Linked DNA regions of Mus musculus: regions 1 and 2 are each linked to region 3. Evidence: chromatin loops called from intact Hi-C (ENCODE). Cell type or tissue: gastrocnemius. All regions are shown on one strand.

The links. Peaks named below come from ENCODE experiments on the same cell type or tissue, not always from the same donor. Only the 100,000 strongest peaks of a DNase experiment are listed, where the experiment ranks them.
Region 1: it touches region 3 in a loop (2.8-fold over the local background); 3 of 42 quality-filtered maps call a loop at or near these places.
Region 2: a loop joins it to region 3, with 7 times the contacts of the local background. A loop is called at or near these places in 35 of 42 quality-filtered maps.

What each region holds. Positions count from the first base shown.
Region 1 is chr13:104,226,617-104,230,616 of GRCm38, forward strand. Ppwd1 (peptidylprolyl isomerase domain and WD repeat containing 1) reads right to left here and starts at 2,228. Exons shown (of 11, transcript NM_172807.4): 1 at 1,990-2,228. The coding sequence starts at 2,185. It overlaps Cenpk (centromere protein K), which reads left to right and starts at 2,350. Exons shown (of 10, transcript NM_001377093.1): 1 at 2,350-2,386. In gastrocnemius, no CTCF peak of the experiment used is centred here; a DNase peak (open chromatin) is centred at 2,275; H3K4me3 peaks cover 2,236 bases; H3K27ac peaks cover 1,217 bases.
Region 2 is chr13:104,787,404-104,791,403 of GRCm38, forward strand. The region is part of intron 10 of Cwc27 (CWC27 spliceosome-associated protein); the gene reads right to left. Among named protein-coding and RNA genes, the nearest start is that of Cwc27, 28 kb to the right of the region's middle. In gastrocnemius, a CTCF peak has its summit at 2,489 (motif pointing left); a DNase peak (open chromatin) is centred at 2,477.
Region 3 is chr13:104,282,803-104,286,802 of GRCm38, forward strand. It overlaps a transcript of Adamts6 not described here. Among named protein-coding and RNA genes, the nearest start is that of Adamts6, 3.0 kb to the right of the region's middle. In gastrocnemius, a CTCF peak has its summit at 2,289 (motif pointing right); DNase peaks (open chromatin) are centred at 2,501, 3,048 and 3,394; H3K4me3 peaks cover 1,711 bases; H3K27ac peaks cover 1,713 bases.

The DNA.
Region 1 (4,000 bases), 56 kb before region 3:
ATGAAAATGAGGGCCATATACCAGTCATCTTAGGGCAGGACGTGCCTAGGAACATTGGAGTCACACCAATCCTGGGCTGCTTATTTCATAAAAGTGGTACTCCAGTATCTTTTTAATGCTGTTGTTTATTGGAATTTTCTGTAGTGAATATTTTCCTATATTCCAGATTGCTTTTGTTGTTCACTAATTCATTTAAATATATTCAAGGGAACATGCACAGAAAGAAGAGAAAGACATAATTATTTTCCTTAGGAAATAGTTTATTTTAAGACAGGCAAGATGGCTCCGAGTAACAATGCTTGCCTCTGGCAACCTGAGTTCAATCTTTGGAATCCACACAAAGGTGGATGTAGAGAACCAACTCTACAAGGTGACATTGTCCTCTGCCCTCCACTCTTGTACTAAGTATAAGCGTTCCCACCTCTCTGGTCCCACCAACACATAATATACCTGACACCCACATAGTATACATGCCTGCAAAACACCCTTACACATAAAATAATAGTAATAATAATAATAAATGTTTAAAAAATAGCTTAACTCAAAGTACTATAAAACAACCATATATCATTGTGAACATATACACACAAAAGTCTAATCTTGCCTACATTTCCAAAAATTTTAAATCACTAAGCACCTGTCATCCTCCCTCAAACTCAAACTCCATTGGTTGGCTTAAAAAAAAAATCTGGCTAAGGGAAAAGATTTTTCACATGATATACCTATTCCTGTCCCAACTCTATTGTTCATAAGACACTTGTTTCCTATGTCAGCATTTCAAAGTTTGGTTTTTCTTTTTCATTTTGTTTCGTTTTCCTTCCTAAATTATCCTTCCATTCTTTCCACCTAAGCAGTTCTTGTAGTAATATTTAGGTGAAATAATAACAGCACAAATGTTATAAAATATTCATTTAAACTTGTATGCAAAACACTGTATTGAAGTGTTGGAGCCGAAAGTACAAGATCCTTGTTCTTACATGATTAGGCTAGTAGTGTTCAGGAAGTCACATGAGTAAACACACAACTACAAAAAGTAGTAAGTGCCTCGAAGGCAAAAGCAGGATTGGGCAGAAAAAGTAAGGAGCTAACTAAAGGGTGTCACTATCCAATGTTCAAAAAGCACTGACCTAAAACCTAGACCTGTTAAAAAGCTAGCATGGTTAAAGGAGAGAAATGACTCCAGATAGAGACACTTCACAGTATCTGGACAGGAACGTAGAGGAGCCCTTGCTCAAGGACAAGGTAGGGTTTTGAGAATGGACAGAATTGGGAGTCCTGCTTGGGGAAATAAAGAGAGACAAACTGCCTCATAATCCATGTTAAGGTGTTTGGGCTTTGTTCTGAAAATAAAAGATTTTTAAATAGTTCCACAGTCAGAATTGAGATTAACGCGTGAGCGAACGAACACACACACACACACAACCCTAAGACATTTATGAAAAAGTTCCTAGAACAGTCTTTAAAACAGTAAATATTATCTCTTTACCAAACTTTAATATTATAAAATCTTGTTATTATTCACGTTAGTGGCAAAACTTTACTATATTGTCTCGAGTATGGCTTCATATCCAGCTAGCTTAAGCAACTTCCCCTGAGTTTGAAAATTCATTACTAGACGAGTCAGGGTTGAAAGCTTAAGTGTTTATGATTCTGAGAGCTCCTTCCCACACCTGCTCAATCAATATTAGGAATTCCAACTTCACACAGCAGCTATGAGGTCAAAAAAAGCATCCAAACACAGAAATACAGACAAGCACTAGTTTGTATCATCTCTGACAGTCAGGAATCAACGGTGTTCCTTTTTTTTTTTTTTTTTTTAACACGCCATACTAACACCAATTCACTCTTTAGGGAGGAAATGCAGTGAAGATCGTCCGTTCTAAGTGCACAAACCCACAATCTCACTCCCGCCCGTGGGCGTGCTTGAGATCAACCCTCCCACTCGGCCGGAGTAGCCGTCCAGCTTGCTCGCGGGCTCTCCGCTGCTACCTTTCCTCTTCTTGGCAAGGGTTGCCTCCACCGGTAAAGGCCCGACCCAGCGCTCTTCATTCTCATCATCATTTTCTTCGCTCCCCGCCACTGCCAGGGCCGGTTCTCGCTCGCTCAGTTCCGTTTTTTCTGATCCCTCTGGGTCTCGGCGCCTTCTCCTCCTCAGCTGCGAATCGCTCCCACTCTCGGTCGCCATGTCGTCCGAGGCGTTAGAAGAGACGCGACGACCGAGTGAACTAGGTTTCCCCGAGCCGCGGCGCAGCTTTTGTCCGTCAGCTGCCGGAAGCGCTTTTTGATTGGCTGCGGTGGGCGCAGCTGGTCCAATCAGCGAGCAGCGCGCGTAAACAGCGCGGCTTGGCTGTGTTGACGAGAGCGCTGAGGAGGCCGGAGGACTGAAGTGAGTTGAAACCGGCTCTGACTGGCAAAGGCCCCAGTTTTCTGTCAAGGAGGATGGCAGCTCGCGGGTTTGGGGGACCCAGGTACCCCCTAGATCGGACGCTTACGCCTTACGAACTGGAGGTCTCGCGCTTCTCGGCCTCTCGGGCCAATGCTGTTCTAGAACCTACCTGTTTTTTCCCGAAAAAGCCGAGGGGCGGGGTTGGAAGGAACTTTTTGTTAAAAAGAATGAAGTAGATTTCTATCAGCTAAACTATATATTGAAATTACTGTAATTTATAAGGTGGCCTCCCATTTAGAATATTCTTTTTGACTTGGAATGTGTATGTATGTGACGCGAGAAATTCACGAAGGGCCTGCGTGTTACGTTCCCGCGTCTCCACCTGCCTGCTCTATGTTTGACGATTAGCATATAGTCTATGAGCCTTTGCTATTTCTGGATCTTTATATTTCTGTATAGGTCTAGAATTTCCTCATCAAGTGCGACAGAGTTTTTGTCGCCTTTAAGATGTTAATTAAGATAAAAGAGGACAATTTGGGGGGAGTTGACATCTTCGCGTTATTGACACCTTTAACCTAGGAGCATGCTACCGTGTTCTGTCTATTCCAACAACAAAGCTGCATCCTGTACCACTTCTCCGTTGGTAATTTACAGGTTAAGCAATTTAAGACTTAAAAATTCCTTATGAGTAAAAAAATACATTGGGGCGGTGTTTATTCTGATTTACATCTGATGTTGTAAACTACAGGTCCTCTCTACATCCTTAAAATTACCTAACTGTACCTCATGATACACTATCATCTTTACAACAGCCATCTAGTAACCTTGCCCTGGATGACTATATTCATTAATATGCTATCTTTTGTTGTTTTAATTGGGCCACTAGTTAGTAATTTAAAGTGGGCTACTATCCAAAGTTGCTTTATATTCTTTGAGTTTTCTTAAAGACAAAAACAAAAAACAAAAAAAACCAACATTCTGTAACCTTTCCCCCTCTCCTCTTAAAATTTTGTTTGTAAACCTTATAGCCTTTATGTGATAAGCTATTTCTCTGAACCCTGACCCCTTCTGAGATAGGATTTTTCTTTTATGTCCTGACTGTCCTTGAAAGGACAGAGATTCGAATGCCTCTGCTTCTGCTTCCCAAGTGCTGGGATTAAAGGCAGGGGTCACACCACCTGGCTGTATCTGCTCTTAAAATTCAAATTCCTTGATACTTCCTCACAGTGGATCACCTTAGGTTCCATTTCACTTAGTTGGAAGAAGTAATTCAAACACACCTTCCACAAGCTCTTACCAATACATCTCCTCACCTACCTGAATTTTGCACTCTTGTTTTTCTACTGACTCTCCTGTTACAATGGAACTTTTTAAAATTTAAATCCATTCTTCATTAGGTGGACACTTAGTTGATTACATATCTGGGCTATTGTGAATGGTGCTATAGTAAACAAGATTGTAAACATCTTTTTAACATGCTAGTTTCCTTTGGATATATATCTAATAGTGGAATTACTGGATCCTGTGGTAGTTCTGTTTCTAATTTTTGCTAACATCCATACTCTTTTTTTTTTTTTAATAATGGCTATATGAAAATATTCCCTCCAACAGGTG
Region 2 (4,000 bases), 500 kb after region 3:
ATAGACTGCAACTCTCATGGGTAATATGAATAAACATACTCTAAAGACATGCAAATGCCTCTTGTCTGTTTTGACAGGACACTCTTCCCACAATGTGCATTTCACAGCTTCCTGTCTGTCATATGGAAAGTAATGGTAAAGACAGTAGAGTTGTCACATTTCTGCAGCATTTGCTTGGGTTCGGTATAAGGCGTAGAGTGTGGTTTGAAGGTGACCCCTTGCATGGACTAACCAGTTCTCAGTGAACTGACCTGGCACTTTTTAAAGTAGTATATTATTTCAAACAGCTCAAGGAACAGTTTTATTGGGAATATCCAAAATTCTTGCAATAAAGACCCAAACAGAATAAAAGGAAACTTGCCAGAAATATTAAAGTATGATATGGTTTACATTACAACCAATACTATGCCAGAATTTTCACCATAACAGATAAAGACAGTAAAACAACCCATCTAGTCAGCTTGGGGAGACCAGCAGCATTAATCTGAAGAGCTGAGCTTGATGCACAAGTGCTAGTGTTTAAATAGTGGCTCCAGAAGATGCCTCATCTTACTAGAATGAAGATGACATGTATAAAACCATAGTATTTGTCACTATGTAGCCCAGGCTACCTCAAACTCATAAGTTTCCAACCTCGCCCTCTTGAATGCAGGGCTGCAGGCATGGACCACACCTCTGGCCCTCTTTTGCTTTTCCTAAGTTGATATTTGATTTTTTTGTGTAAAATACACATCACTTACTGCCTATGACACTTCGCACACATGTGAATGCGTCATATTTACTTTCTACAATTCTTAATCTTTCACAATTTGTGTTTGCTAAGAACAGAATATTTGAAGCTGGACAGTCAGTTCTTAAGTGTGAGAAGTCCAAGGTGAAGCAGCATGTAGCTGGTGAGGGCCTTTCGTGTGTGTCAGGTGACTGACAGAAGACGCAAGAGCTTCTTGCTTGATGTATGTGCATGAGTGTGTGAGGGAGGACCAGGCAGGCAAACTCTTTTATCCGTATCCACTGCCAAGATACCTAACCCACCCTTGAGTAATCGCACCAAGGTCCTCAAGCCCTAACAATCACTCCTTTAAGAACCCATCTCTCAATACTGCTGCACTTTGGCGATGCATCCAAACAACACCAATTAGACATCTGCAGATAGAAAGCACTTCTCCTGTATCTTTATGTTTCATAATAGCTCTTACATAGTGGCTAGAGGTAAGAGGAACAAATATTTGAAATTAAAGTTAAGAATAGAATGGCTACTTATGAAATACACATAAAAACCCAGCATCGAGTTCAAGTAAAAGCATGCAGATAGTATTAAAAGCAGGACTGAGTTAGACCTTATTATCTTCTGTCCAACTAAAATGTTTGCTGGAAACACATTTAGACCTCTATTACTTCAGACCAAAGAAATAATTGCAAGTCTTATATGTAGACTAATTATTGAGAATTTAAGCTATGCATTTGTCTCTTTCCCTCTTTTTACTGCCTGCTTCAGTCCACAGCACCGGTGTAAAGGAGGCAGCACCTCCGACTGCTCAGCTCCATCTCGGCCTCTAAGGTCTTGATGACATGGGGGAGACATTTGGAGGCCACACTTTGGGGGCCAAACTGCACATGTGAGTTGAGCTTTTAAATTTTTAAATTTTACTATGCTTTAAAAATTATACTGTCAGCTGGGCGGTGGTGACGCAAGCCTTTAATCCCAGCACTCGGGAAGCAGAGGCAGGTGGATTTCTGAGTTCGAGGCAAGCCCGGTCTACAAAGTGAGCTCCAGGACAGCCAGGGCTACACAGAGAAACCCTGTCTCAAAACAAAACAAAACAAAACAAAACAAAAACAAAAACAAAAACAAAAACAAATTATACTGTCATTTTAAAAATGTGTTATCTTTATTTTTTTTGAAATGTAATTACCAGGCTACTTTTTAAAAAATTGCTAATAAAACAAAATTTATGTACCATGTAAAACTTACACTTCCTACGTGTGATTATCAATCAAAAGTAGAACATATATGATAAGACTCACACAATCTGTAAGTCTGAGACTTAGAATGTTTTTGTGAGAGGTCTAGAATTCCTACAGGGGAAATAATTCAAATTTCTATGAGACATCCTAGTCAAACATTATAAACTCAACCAAGGAATATGAAAGGGACTGAATTTAGTGACAGCTTATTTTCTATCCAACCTTCAGGAGTTATGAAGGTATCACTTTTGACTTTATGTTAATATGTTTATATTTTCCATAATTTAAAGTTTAATTCCTCAACTTTAATATTTGTGTCTTACTACTTGGTACTATTACTGCATAGCAGAAATTACACAATAAAAGGCAGTAATTTCCTAGTGACTGCAACCATCATAACAAATGATATTTGACTAGTCTACTTGTTCCATCTGACATTAGTGTTTATTTTGAATCAGTACACAGATGCTAGAAATAGGAAGCATGACTAAATTGTAGCCTCTGAGTGCCACCTACAGGTGAACACAACTCATTACATTAAGCTTTAGGCTAAATTTCCAGAGATAATCCACAGCCGTGGGTTGACAGGAGAGGAAATAGACATTTTAAACTTTTATCCAGCCGTGGGTACACATGAGAAGAAATGAGAGTTTATGCTTTCTATGAGCCTATAAAATTCTGGTTAGCTTATTTAGTCATAGACCCTCTTCTGAGAGAGGAGTGAAGGATATGGACAATAAACCTTTGAGTGAATACAGAAGTGGTTAGAAATAAATGTTTGCTTCATATTTTCTAAGAATATTTACCAATTACTTTACTTAAAAGACAAAAATCAATTAATATCCACAATGTTTATATTCACTCGAAACTTAAAAATAAACATATCTATTTAAAATGTACTTATTTAAAAGGACCTCTAAAATACAGAAGTCAGAAGACAACTTACGGGCATCAGTTTTTTCCTTCTACCATGTGACATCCTTACTAAAATCTATAACCACTTTTAGAGAATTAATTGTCCTAAATTCACTTTCCTTAGCAGGCTTACAAGTACTTTTAAAAAAGGGGTTTTCCCCTAATACTGCGAATGTACAAAGTACTCATAAACATAATAGTTTAGAATTTAATGTATGTTACAATGTGTCAAAAGTAAACTTGTAACGCACTAAGTTTCCAGTGACAGAAGGGACGTGCTCTGGATTCACACTTCACCCTTATGGAAGGCTCCCTTTAGGAGTGACAGAACCTGTTAAGGCAGCCACCACCTCCCATGCTCAGACAATGACAAATGTCCATCAGTCTTCTCTCTCCTCACCAAGTGTGAGTGGCCTTCCACTGTGCGATGCTGCATGTCCACACCCCAGTATGATGTTGTGTGCTGACTAAGCTTTTGGGGAGGTAACGTAGACTCTATGATGAAATCAGTACAAACCAAATTGGTTAGCACTCTGCTCTTTGACTATAGCTTCTACAAACCATGACCAATAGGAATTGCTTTTTTTTTTAAGATTTATTTATTTTATTTATATGAGTACATTGTAGCTGTCTTCAGACACACCAGAAGAGAGCATCAGATCCTATTACAGATGGTTGTGAGCCACCAGGTAGTTGCTAGGAATTGAACTCAGGACCTTTGGGAGAGTAGTCAGTGCTCTTAACCGCTTAGTCATCTCTCCAGCCTAGGAATTGCTTTCTTAATTAGAACTTTCATCAGTTTTTTTTTTTTAAGCTGCCACAGATTACCACCTATCAATCAGTCTCCTTATTAACTATAATCAATTCATTCCTCACCTACTAACATCTCAGTGCTCCCAGCATCCTTATGGTCAAGGTCATATGCCTACACTATCCACTCATGTCACGTCTGCACAGCATGACCACACACAAATGACAATTTTTGAAAGACAACCCTTTATGGTAAGGATGAACACAATATTGAAAAATGCAATGTTTTTTCATATGAAGCAAACCATTTTTAGTCACTTATGAGAAGTGCATTAAAACTATGCCTTAATTAGTTCTTATAGAAAATTCA
Region 3 (4,000 bases):
TTAAGATGGATGTATGTAGTCGTCCATATCTCTAACCAGCATATTTAAGGCAAGATGGGAGGAAGAGATAGGAGAATCCCTGGAAGCTTGCTTGCTAGCCTGGTGAATACAGTAGAGAAAAGATACTGCCTCAAGGAAGGTGGAAGGAAAGTTACAGTACCAGAGGTTGTCCTCTAGCCTCTACATGTGTAATATAGCATGCCTATGTCTACTCACACACACATTTTAAAAACAGAAAGTATAGAGTTGGTTTTTAATTTTAATTAATTTATTTTTAGGCAGGGTCTCTAGCCTAGGCTTGCCACAGACTCACTGTATTACCCAGGCTGACTTTGCACTCCTGATCTTCCTGCCTCTGCTTTCCAAGTGCTGCTATTATAGACATGTACCACCACACCTGCTTCATGTATGTTGGGGATTTATCCATGTCACCAACTATATCATGTTCTCCAGCTTTTATTTTATTTTTTGAGACAGTGTTGCTCTATGTTGTCCAGGCATTCTTCCAATTTATGGCAATATTTCTGCTCTATTCTCCTGACTACTAGGTTTGTAGGTATGAATCAACAAGCTGGATTTCAAATTGAATTTTAAAATATTGAATTTTGCTTTAATGTCTCAGAGGAAGAATTAATAATATGTTATCTTGATAATCCCCCTCTTCAATTTTACAAGCATAGCATCAGAGTTTTTATTTTTTATTTTTTTATTTTTTTTCGAGACAGGGTTTCTCTGTGTAGCCGAACTCAGAAATCTGCCTGCCTCTGTCTCCCGAGTGCTGGGATTAAAGGAGTGCGCCATCACGCCCGCTTGTATCAGAGTTTTTAATCACATTTGCTGAATATACCTACAGTTTAATTTTATGAAATACCTTATCCTTTAGCCTAAAATTTTAATTTTAACTTATATATATTAAGAAATTTAAAGTATCTCTCAGACTTTTGTCTCTTTACTCCTTTTTAAAAAATACATATATACATATACTTATACTTATACTTATATCCCCCCCCCCTCTTTTAGTGATAGGATCAAACTTACATGCTAGATAAGTGCTCCACCTCTGAGCCATTTGCCAGCCCCCTTATGTAATTTCTATTATTCTCCCATTGGTTTCCTGAATGTGTTTTGTTCACTTAAGTTTATTATATTTTTAAAGACCACTTGAAAAGTTTTATTTTTTGAGAGTGTAGCTAGAGGATCTTTTAATGAAATGAAGAAAGAAAGAAAAGGCTGGAAGGAAAACTTTTGAAAGAAATACTGGTTATTATAATATTTTTTTGAAGAATTTCTACTGTAACTGAAATTCATTCAAAATTGATTTTCCCCTTTCTTTTAGTGTTCAGGATTCAATCCACTGCTTCATACATGTTGGTTTAGTGTCCTACTAATGAGTCACATCTCCAGCCCTCATTCATTGCGATTAAAACAGTAGGAAGTAGTTGTTGTAAAATATTTACATGCTAACAGAAGTGCGGAATATTAATACTGCAGTAGCAAGGGGCTGGGGAGCTGGCTCGTAGCTAAGTGCACATCCTTCTCTTGCAGAGAAGCTGAGTTTGGACCCCAGCACTCATCTGAGAAGCTCACAGCCACCTGCATCTGCAGTTCCAGGGCGTCCCAACAGGTTGGCCTCTTTGAGGACTTGCACTCAAGTATATATATCCATGTGCAGACACGTGATTAAAAGTAAATCTTTTTTAAAAGATGACAAGACATTAGAACAGGAACGAGAAATGAGGTAGGACCTACACATTAAAGAGATTTCGGGGCATGAGGGTTGAAGAAACTGTGGCCAAAATATGCAAAGTTTCAGTTAGAATTAATAAGTTCAAGAGACCTGGTTATAATAATAATAATGTATTATATACTTGAAAATTCCTAAGTGAATAGTTTGTAGTGTTTTAGCAATAAAGAAACTTAAGTATGTACATTAATACATAAATATCTTGATTTGCCTTTTAAATTTTGTTATTTTTGCTGTCCTGAGGAACAAATCCAGAGCTTTATATATTAGGCAAACATTCTATCACAGAACCAAACCTTAACCTTAAGTGGCTCTTTTTAGCCATTCCACCATGTATATATGGCTGTCGGTTTACATACTATAAATATGTATCATTTATTACTTAAAAATATAAATAATAAAAAGGGAAACATTTACATCATAAAATGCTTTTGGATAGAACATAGCACCGAGGACTTGACTTTTTTTTGTATAACTACTGTTACTTTCAGCATTTGGTAGAGGCAAGGAAAATTAGAAAAGTTTCATTACTCTGTTTAGACACAGGATGGCACTCTTTGAATAAGTAATTAGCCAAAGTCTACTTCTCCCTGAAAAAACCGTGCTTTAGGATGCAGCTACTTCCTAGGGCCAATTAACAGAGAAAAAAGCTTTTCTCCTAGGTCATCTAGGTGCTTGGTGGCGACCCCTTTACTTAGCTTTTCTGTGCTGGCTATATCCTTCTTCAGCCAGTGTTTGTAACATTAAAGAAAGTTGAGTCTCATCTACTTAATGGATGATTTTATGCAAAGACAGCTAGGTAGCTCTGTGCCACATTTATTTTTTTGGTGTTTACTAGTGTGTTATGAGGTCTAGCAATCTCTATTACACACACACACACCTCAATGAATCTTTATTTAAAACTGTCAGTACCAACCACAGAACACATTTCCACTTTTGCTATGCACTGAGCCAGATAGTGAAGATCAAGGTCAAGATGAGAGCTACTAGCCCCTGGACCAATGTTATGGCCTTCCAACCCTTTAAGAATCATTGAAGTAATTGTATCCTTCCAGGTTCCCACCTATGCCTTTTTAAGCCATTCAAGGTTTTCCAGAACGGAAGGGAAAAAATATCAAATGGACAACAACGTTAACAGAAGTTAGAAATTTAAGAACTGGTATTTAGAACGTGCCTCCTCCTTATTTACATCCCTCAGGTCCAATTTCATTTTCTGGTTCTGACCATAGGAAATTGACTGGGTGTTAATTAAAGACTGGAATTTCAAGGCTCAATTTCCCCTCCCCCAACCTTGGCAACCCTTAAACAATTCCCAACCCCGCACTCCACAATACAGACAGATAAATGATGCGGCAGATTACACAGCTGAAAGGCAATATTTGTCCTGAGCTATTTTCGATTTTCTTCCTGTTTCCGATACTTTCGCCAGACATTGTTTGCTTGCTTAGGACTTGGAAAGTGCAGTGGGCATATTTTTTCTCTATGGTTTAATGCCAGGGGCTTTTTCCTGGTAAATGAAAGTGAAAGTGCTATGTCGGGGTGGTATTTTATCTTTAAAGGCTGAACTGGCAGCTGATGTGGAGGGGGAGGTGGGATTGGAAAGCAAGAAGAACCGGTTCTAAATGTTTTGTTTGTTTATCTTGAGATCTCAGCAGGGCTCCCGTGTTGTCGCTGCGGCCCCCACCCCCAACCTTTTTAGGGGGCTGACTTAGGCTTTATTTTCTTTTGAGCAATCATTGAAGTTTCTTTCAATCTACTACAAACAAGCAAAAACAAACAAACAAACAAACAAACAAAAACAACTAAAACACCCCCCCCCCCCGCCCCCTCACTTGTGGCTTTCCCTGGTGCAGTTTAAAACACCATCTAGTCTCTCATCTGGAAATAATGCAATACTCCCCACCCCCTTTTCCTTTTATAGGTCCACATAACCTGAAGTCGATAATCACATGGAAAATGTGCAGGTCTCAATTTCGTTTCCTTTTTATTCTTTTGGTGGTATTTTCACTTGTTGAAGTATATATTCAACACACAGGCGTTTTGTTCATGTCTTTAAGTCTTGAAATTTTGCTCTACTGATCTGACTCCTTACATGACAAAATTTATGAATAACTTTTAAATATTTACTGCAGAAATTAAAATAAAACAAACAAACAAAAGTCAGAGAATGACACCAAAAATTCTAACAGTGACATTAGTCTACCCACCCCATCCCCCACCCCCTACCCCGTGCCTTTCCTTTTTCCAAGAAACTGT